3 separate regions of the Homo sapiens genome follow, and regions 2 and 3 are each linked to region 1. The links are chromatin contacts, found by Hi-C in ENCODE. All regions are on one chromosome and are shown on one strand. Each heading gives the region's core, a stretch centred on a gene start or an enhancer-like site at or near the end of the contact. The rest is flanking DNA. Distances are from core to core; before and after follow the strand shown. Region 1 overlaps SFSWAP (splicing factor SWAP). Region 2 overlaps LOC124903083 (a long non-coding RNA gene). Region 3 overlaps SLC15A4 (solute carrier family 15 member 4).

Region 1 (2,700 bases), core at 187-2,686:
AAGCATATTACAATGCTCTTTTAGCTCTGCCATCTGGGAGTGGGTGTCTGTGACCCCTGGAGCCTCAGAAAGCCTGTGTTACAATCAGTGTTGAGTGTTAATCAGCTCAGTGGAGGGTCAGGGTGACAGCCTTTACACCCTGCCCTCTTGGTACCTGAGTTCTTGTCCGGCGTCCAGCAAGAATCAGGTCACACGAACGAATTAAAGGGTGGTGAATATGGAGGACTTTATTGAGCTGTGGAAGTGGCTCTCAGCAGAAAGGGAAGCTGACAAGGGGGTACAGCAGGAAGATAATTTTCCCCTGGAGTCTGGCCATCCCTCAGCCAAACTCCTCTCCAACATCCAGCTGCTTCCTCTCCTCTCTTTGCTCAGATGCTTTCTCTTCTGTGTGTGTCCCCTTTGTCTGGAGTCTGGGGTTCTTATGGGCACAGGATAGGGGGCAGAGCAGGCCAAAAGGCAACATTCAGGTGGGAAAACAGGGATAGTTGTCACTTTGGGCCACGGGTCCAGGCTTGAGTGTGAAGCCCTCACCAGTATTTCCCTGCCTCCTGCCTGTATCACATACATTCTCTCTTCATTCCTAGTGTGTGTTCGTAATCCAGGATGAAGAGAAGGGAGAAGTCTTCATTGAACCCCTTTTTTCATGCGGTCATTTACATAGTAGCAACAGACTGCAGGATGATTTCTTAGATTCCACAAATTTTTTTTCTTTTTCTTTTTGAGAGAGTCTCACTCTGTCGCCCGAGCTAGAATGCAGTGGTACCATCACAGCTCACTGCAGCCTTGACCTCCCGGCCTGAAGCACTCCTCCTACCTCAGCCTCCAAAGTAGCTAGGACTTACATGCACTTGCCACCATGCCCAGCTAAATTTTTTTGTATTTTTGGTAGAGATGGGATTTTGCTATATTGCCCAGACTGGTCTTGAACTCCTGGCCTCAAGCAGTTCTCCCGCCTTGGCCTCTCAAGATGCTAGGATGACAGGCATGAGCCACTGCACCCAGCCCACAAATGTTTTCAAGTTACTGATCTGCCAAGTTTACAATTCCAGTAAGAGTTTGAAAAGGAAATAGGAACTGAAACCTGCCTGTGTTTGCTGAATCTCTGCTGTGTGCTAGGTGCTGAGGTGCTTTGGGATATGCATTAGAAGCTTGCTTGTTAACCAGTGACCATGACTGCATTTGAGCTGTTGCTGTTCACACATGGGCATTTCCATCAGGACAGCACAGCCAGGAGGAGAGTGGCGGCTCCGGGACCTGGGGCTCAGGCGAGGCCTTGAGGAGCTTACCAGAATAGTGAGGGCCCACGAGGGCCAAAGACCCACAAGTGGTAAAGGACAGGTGGCCCCACTCAGGAAGACACTTTCTCAGGCAGAACCGGAATGACAATGGGAGGCCAGTTGTGGAGAGCCTGGGACGCCAGAATAAGTGAGCACGAGAGACCGACAGGATGAGAGCCGCATTTCCGCTGAGACAGTGTGGCTGCGGGGCACGGGGCGCTGGAGCAGAGTGGAGGCAGGGGTGGGAGGATGCACCTGGGCAGGACGTGGTAGGGCAGTGGGGCTGGGTGAAGGGATGGAGAGCAACGCCGCAGTGTTGGTTATCCCTTTCATAGTTAATGTAGTGTCCTTCACAAATAAGATTTCTTTTATTTTCAAATACAATCAGATACAAAGTCAGTCTGCTTTTGAGCGGTTTGTTTTGCCACAGTAGGAAATAATCGTTGCTGGTTCATGTGCTAATTTTGTTGCCAAATACTTCATCGTGACACAGGGGGACTAATCAATGTTAATTTCCAGTGTTACAGAAGTGGCCGGCGGTAAGCTGTTAATGCTCTCATAAATGACCATTTTTCAGAAGTTATTTGCTTTGTCCCGGACTCTACCTAAACCAATGTACGTCTGCCCCCCTACATTCAAACATGACTTCCGTTTTGATCATTTTTGCTGGAATATTAAAAATGCATCTCAAAGGCAGCTGTGGTTTCTGGGAAGCTGTGTTTGGCATCAGTCCTTGTTCACTTTTAGCACTTGAAGCTGAAAAAAGCAGTAATGTCAACATAATGAACCATCTTAATTCAGCCTGGCAGAGGTCACAACAGCTCTAGTTTTCACCTTCATGGTGAAGGATGATCGTGTTGTTGGAATAAATAGACCTGGACTTGATTACAAGTGACATTTGAAAGTGTTGATTCAGATTGTCCCGTCGCTTCAAAATGGAGCCCTAGTCTTTAAGCACAGTGGTGAGATAAGTATTATTAATGACAGGCATTAGTTAGGATAAAGGCAAAAAAAAAAGTTTGGAGGCTCAAATCATTAAGTTGGCAGTAGAAATATGAATAGAAACTCAGCTGGAGAGTTGACTCCTCGCACTCCTGTTTGTCTTGACTGTGCCTCAGATGGCGTCTCGCGCCCGTTTGGTTTTGTCTTTCACAGACGTTTGCCAGGGACCATGTTTTTCCATCTCCCCTCTGTTTTAACACAGCGCCTTACCAATCACACACCAAATTAGTGCAGTGATTTTGTGAGCGTGGAGAGAGTAAATGAGGAGAGTTCTTCACCAGAAAAAGACAGCAAAGACGTGTTTCTCTTCCTTCTCGTCACAGAACAAACTCCTTACTCGAGGGTGGAGTATGTGTCTCAGCTCTCCTTCTCTTCAGCTCTCTCTTTGTTTTCCTGGGGAAATCCCGGGCCTTGTTGAAAG
Region 2 (2,700 bases), core at 76-2,575, 2.9 Mb before region 1:
GCCTTGGCTTCCCAAAGTGCTGGGATTACAGGCTAGAGCCACCACGCCCGGCCAGCAACTCCATTCCGTACTAAAATGTAATGGATATGATTGACTAATTAGCCAACATCCATACTCTTTCTTTTTCCAAACAATCCTGATTCTCTTCACATATTTGTCTTCCTTAACCCACCCCTGTCCCCACCAGCTTCCCATGTAGCTCAGGAGAACCTGACTTCATCCTTGTTCCCAGATAGAACTAGCCCACACCAGTACTAGTCTCATGCCTCTTCATGGTGACCAGTTCAGGAACGCAGACTCTAACCTTTCAGGACACGAAATTTCCCTGGTGCCTGCGGTTACTGACCCAGCAGTGGACAAATGAGGTAAGTTGACCCAGTCAGACTAGAGGCAAGGCCACTTATTGGCTGACTGTGGGCGAGGCACATGCTCCCAAACTGGATGTGAGTTAGGAAACCTGCAGCTCTAATAGCTCCTGATGGCTATTGACAACCATGAGATGAACCAGCTTAGGATGAGACTGACTTGGGGGATGGCACAGGAGACTCAGGGAGAAGTGAGATAATAAGTCTTAACATTGTTTAAGCCACTGTGTTGGGTTTTCTGTTATTTGTATTACTTGTGGCCCCAAGCCACCTATCATAATTCTATCAAAAATGGAAAAAATAAAAGAACTGGAAGGCTAGGGCAGGAGAATTGCTTGAACCCAGGAGGCAGAGGTTGCAGAGAGCCGAGATCGCACCACTGCATTCAGCATGGGCGACAGGGTGAGACTCCGTCTCAAAAAATAAAAAATAAAAAAATTAAGGAACAAGAGAGGCCAGCCTGATTTTTTTCTCATGCCTGACCCATGAGTTTTCTGCTGGGCTTCTGTAATGATTGGGTTTGCAGCCCCTGTACTGAGCCCCCAGTGATGGTATAGCTAAAGAATTGATGTAAGGTGATTCCTCCCACTTTATTGGATATGCTCGCAATATACTTCTGCCCCAAAAAGTGATCCTATGAGTCTCTCCTTTGCAGCTAAAATTAATAAATGACCCAACCCATACAGTAGGCATCTAAGGGATAGGTAACCGTGTCTTCCAAAATAACATTTTTGTCTATTGGCTCTTCACCTCAAGGGCCCTCTAGAAAAGGGGCAAGGACACTCTTTGCAAAGGTGCCTGTGGTGTGGACTAGACTTGGAAACACAGGGTTCTCCCTTCTCTGGTACCACTTTGTCTCCTGAGCCTCACCCAGTGCAGAGCTCGAGTGGGTGTGATTTAAGGCAGTGAACTGAGAAACCGTCACAGACAGGACATTCAGGGGACTGCCTGACTCCTCTGGCTGTTTCATGACATTTCTGCCGTAGTTTCACATCTCTGTTGAGTTGCTCACTCCTCACCGCCAGACAGTTGCCTCTCCTTACTGACAGTTTCAGCTTCCTCAAAACTTCGGGTTAGAAGCAGCTGTCATAGCCTTTCTGTGCCATCTGTACATCACTAACTCACTCAACAAACAACTGTTGAACACCTGCCCCCTGAGTCATGACAGCTCAGCCTCAGCTCAGCTCAGCCTCAGCACTCACGGCCAGTGCTTCAGCTTCTCCAATTTCCCAGATCCCTAGGGAGGGACTCGGATAGGCCCCCTCACCTTTGTGCATCAGGCCATAGCATAAGTCATTAGCCATAGTACAGCCACAGGCCATGCCACACATCTTTTGAATCTCCTTGGGTACAGAGAGTTGCCATAAATTCTATTTACTTCAAGGAGTCACTGTTGCAACCACTCTTTCTGGCTACAAATACTCTTGATAGAAGCAGAAGGTATAAAAAGTGAAATCAATAAAAACACAGGCAACCAACGGAATAGAATCAGGTGTTAAATCCTTGATCCTAAACCAAAGCCACACTAATCTACTTTTAGTATGAACTAATTCAGCTCCCAGAATGACTTGCATTTATTTTAACAGAGGATGTGAGAGTGTACGGTCAGGAAGCTGATTTTGATTTGACTTGTTTCAGGCACTCATTTTATTTGACCCTTGCGAGTAGCAACGTCTGTTTCTTGCGTACTTTTCCACCTGTGTTTAAAAAACCCCCAAGACGTGCAAAAGTTGGGCTTCGCCAATAGAAGCAGGGAGGTGAAGAGAGAGAGAGAGAGTAAGTGAAAGAAAATGAACTTCTGCTTCCTTCTATTGCAAGAAGCGCAAGATGGTGTGACCACACCTAAGATCCTATTTTAACCACCACTTTCACAATTCCTTGTAAGCAACCTTAGCCTAAACTGTAATCATATAATAGTTCGTTGGTAATTATAAGTGTATTTGTTTTCTAGATTAGGCCTTACAGGAAAGATCAAGGAAGATGAATACAAAGAACAAGAACAGAAGCACTAATACAAAATAACTGATTGTATGAAGTGAAATCAGCCAGGCACAGAGAGATACATACCATGTGCTCTCACTCATATATAGAAGCTAAAAAAGTTGATCTCATAGAAGTACATGTTTCAAAATCCTACCTTATGCCCCATAATTATGAACAATTATTATATCAATTAAAAATAATGAGGCCAGGCGTGGTGGCTCACGTCTGTAATCCCAGCACTTTGGGAGACCAAGGCCAGTAGATCACCTGAGGTCAGGAGTTTACGACCAGCCTGGACAACGTGGTGAAACCCTGTCTCTACTAAAAATATAAAAAATTAGCCAGGCGTGGT
Region 3 (2,700 bases), core at 124-2,623, 3.0 Mb before region 1:
AATGATTTGGTCATCGTAAAGTCCTCTGGAGATCAATTTTGAAAAAGAATGGCCAGTTATCCAAAGGAGAAATTACATTAACAAGAGGGGCCTGAAAAACCAGAAGCGTACCTGTTCTCAGCTTCTTTTTCAGAGAGGCTTTAGACATAGTTAAAGCAGCCAAAATGACTCCATAACTAAAACCAAAAATTCCAAGATTCTGTAGACTCATGGGAAAAAAAATCACCTAGTCCTACCTACTTTAGAAATGGCCAAAACAAGTGCTAGGGTAAGACTTCATAGGAAGATAAAGGAAATTAAACCTGTTTGTCACCACTCACTTGGAAATACACTGTCCAGTAAGGTATCAAAGCCAAGAAAACAGGGACAATCTTGACCAGAGCTTTCACATCTTCCACTTTCTCTTCTGTAAATGGCCCACCATGAGACATCTTACATGAATCAAACAGACTTTGTTTAGAAGATTGCTGAAAGACTCCAATGCCTTCACTTTGGGAAATAAAATGAAGGAATTAGTTTTCTTCCCCTCCCAGCAATCAATTATTTGGTCACAAATTAAGTTTGGAGGTAAGAAACCAGCTCACTGTATTGAATCTGCTTCAACTCATTCCATCACTTACTAATTGTACACACCCAACACAGCTACCTAAATTATTTCTAAATGTCACAGAATGTACTGAAACAGCTGACAAAGGGACTTTCTAGTCAAAGTGAAACTGGGCTACTGTAATTTTGGCGTGGCTGGAAGATCTGTGATGACAGTGTGAACCACGGCTGAGCTGAGAGCCCCAGCGCAGCTGCCAGCTCGGCAATCTCCGTGTGGGGAGAGTCTGCAGCTCTACGTGACACTGGGAGGGACACTAGCTATGCCACTGGATAGCATATGAAAAAATGCACTGGATTGTGTGAATTTTTAATCAGCTAATTTATCAAACATCAAGACCTGACAGCCAATACCCATGCTGTTAATAAAACCCTGCTGGTTTAAACTGAGTCACTGGCAGGACTGAGGCAGGCTTCTATTCTCGGAGGAAAGCTGTCAGCTCTTGGATTAAGGAAGAGCTGTTGGGGGAGGGCGGTGCTGGTGGTGATGAGAGGAGGATGTCCCTGGCTCTGTCCCCTGACAGTAGGAAACAGGGAGTGCCCAGTGCACCGCGTCCCATGTGCTCCCTCATTAACCATGTGGTGTTAAAACTCTTCAGGGCCCTATTGCACAGAGGAAGATGCCGGGGCACAGAGAGTGTGAAGGGTGCCTGAGGTATGGCCAGGACTTGGACCCAGGCAGTCTTGGCTTTACAGCCTGAGGCCCTGACCCCTGCAGGACACCACTGTCCCTCCACTCCCTGCCACTGCCCTCACATCTGCCGGTCACAGCAGGAACATGGACCTGGCATCCCCAGCTCTTGTACTAACGAGTTTCACTTCCTTGCTCTGGGCCTGCTTCATTATTTAGAAAATGAACAGGCCCCACTAGACAGCTCCGCACTCTCTCCCAGCTCCAAAACACTCTAATGGGGAACGGGCTCCAAGGATCTCAGGGGTAAAATGGGAAAACAAAGTGCACACTATTCTCTAAAGCCAGAAGTACCAGGAGAGAGTTAATTCCCAATAAGATTGTGTTTAACTGTGGGAAGCCAACAGAAATGGCACCTGTCAGCCTTCTAGTTTATTAACTCATGTCCCATTTTACTATGGTGCCAGTATTTTAAATTCTTTATCTTATAAAGTCAACATTTTAAGTCTGGACATTCAGAGTGGGGAAAAATAGAAGCGCTGAAAACTATAACTGAATATTTTAGCCAAATTTTGGACAAGAAAACTAAGTTCGATTCAACAAATACTGATCGAGTACCTGCTGTAGGCCCTGCATTGCTCTACCTGGGGGCTAAAGGGGAGGGCTCCTGTCCTTACGGACTTAGTCTAGTGGGGGAAAATAATCAAAAACAAAAACACCCAAAAGTGAAAATAAATTCCAAAGACATTATAAATACTTTCACTCGAAAACATTAACTTCTTCAAGTACTACTTTTTTTCAAAAAGGAAATTAAAGTCCTTTTGTACCTAATGCAGATACTATCAGTGGTTTACCACATCATATTAAATACCTTTCACTAAAAACATTTAAATAACAAATAAACCCATTTTCACACAAAGAATCATTCACACAGGTTACTGGTTATATTACTTTCGCTTTATGTAATTAAAATATTTAAAAGCTGTGAAATCAACATGCATCTGAAGCTTTACTGGGTTACACATATTGTTAGGTGCACTATTTTGCAACATACAAGGGTCCAACACGAAGCCACGGTCACAAGTGACACCCGAACACCCACAAGAGCCCTCTGCTCCTCCCACACAAGTTGACGAGCTCCAGTTTCAGGACGCCTGTGCCTGAGTCTCTGTGAAGGCCGCATGTAGGTGTGTGTATTCTCCAGGAAAAGAGTCCACTGGTTCTCACGGATTCCCAAAGAAGTATGTATCTCAAAAAGCTGTAGAACCATTTCTACTCTGGTCTGATGAGTTGAACAAATACGCCTTCATTTCTCATTTAATATCAAGCACTATATTATCTTCAAAACACAGATCAACCTGGATTGAAACTGAGATTGGGCCAGATGAAATTAAGTGTCACAACTGTAAAAATGTTGGGTATGTCATGCTTCCTCAGGCTTTGGAGGCCCAACTTTTTTTTTTTAT

Evidence for each region. A loop is a pair of places that touch in the nucleus more often than their neighbours do. Pooled maps may share reads with other maps.
Region 2: a pooled map shows a loop between it and region 1 (6-fold over the local background). The contact joins two enhancer-like sites. A Hi-C loop is called at or near these places in 1 of 50 pooled maps.
Region 3: a map with no recorded cell type shows a loop between it and region 1 (11-fold over the local background). The contact joins two enhancer-like sites. A Hi-C loop is called at or near these places in 2 of 37 single-sample maps with no recorded cell type and 4 of 50 pooled maps.

What each region holds. Positions count from the first base shown.
Region 1 is chr12:131,772,640-131,775,339 of GRCh38, forward strand. All of the region lies in intron 13 of SFSWAP (splicing factor SWAP), which reads left to right. Among named protein-coding and RNA genes, the nearest start is that of MMP17, 54 kb to the right of the region's middle. RefSeq lists enhancers at 797-1,422, 1,154-1,343, 1,423-2,047. Within about 2 kb of position 1,437, at least 6 of the 41 ENCODE cell types and tissues checked have a DNase peak (open chromatin) inside an H3K27ac peak, as active enhancers do.
Region 2 is chr12:128,828,631-128,831,330 of GRCh38, forward strand. It overlaps LOC124903083 (a long non-coding RNA gene), which reads left to right. Exons shown (of 2, transcript XR_007063602.1): 2 at 1-816. Among named protein-coding and RNA genes, the nearest start is that of SLC15A4, 6.0 kb to the left of the region's middle. RefSeq lists enhancers at 1,141-1,210, 1,781-1,890. Within about 2 kb of position 1,326, at least 10 of the 41 ENCODE cell types and tissues checked have a DNase peak (open chromatin) inside an H3K27ac peak, as active enhancers do.
Region 3 is chr12:128,809,623-128,812,322 of GRCh38, forward strand. It overlaps SLC15A4 (solute carrier family 15 member 4), which reads right to left. Exons shown (of 8, transcript NM_145648.4): 3 at 321-489. Among named protein-coding and RNA genes, the nearest start is that of SLC15A4, 13 kb to the right of the region's middle. RefSeq lists enhancers at 1,180-1,279, 2,514-2,583. Within about 2 kb of position 1,374, at least 20 of the 41 ENCODE cell types and tissues checked have a DNase peak (open chromatin) inside an H3K27ac peak, as active enhancers do.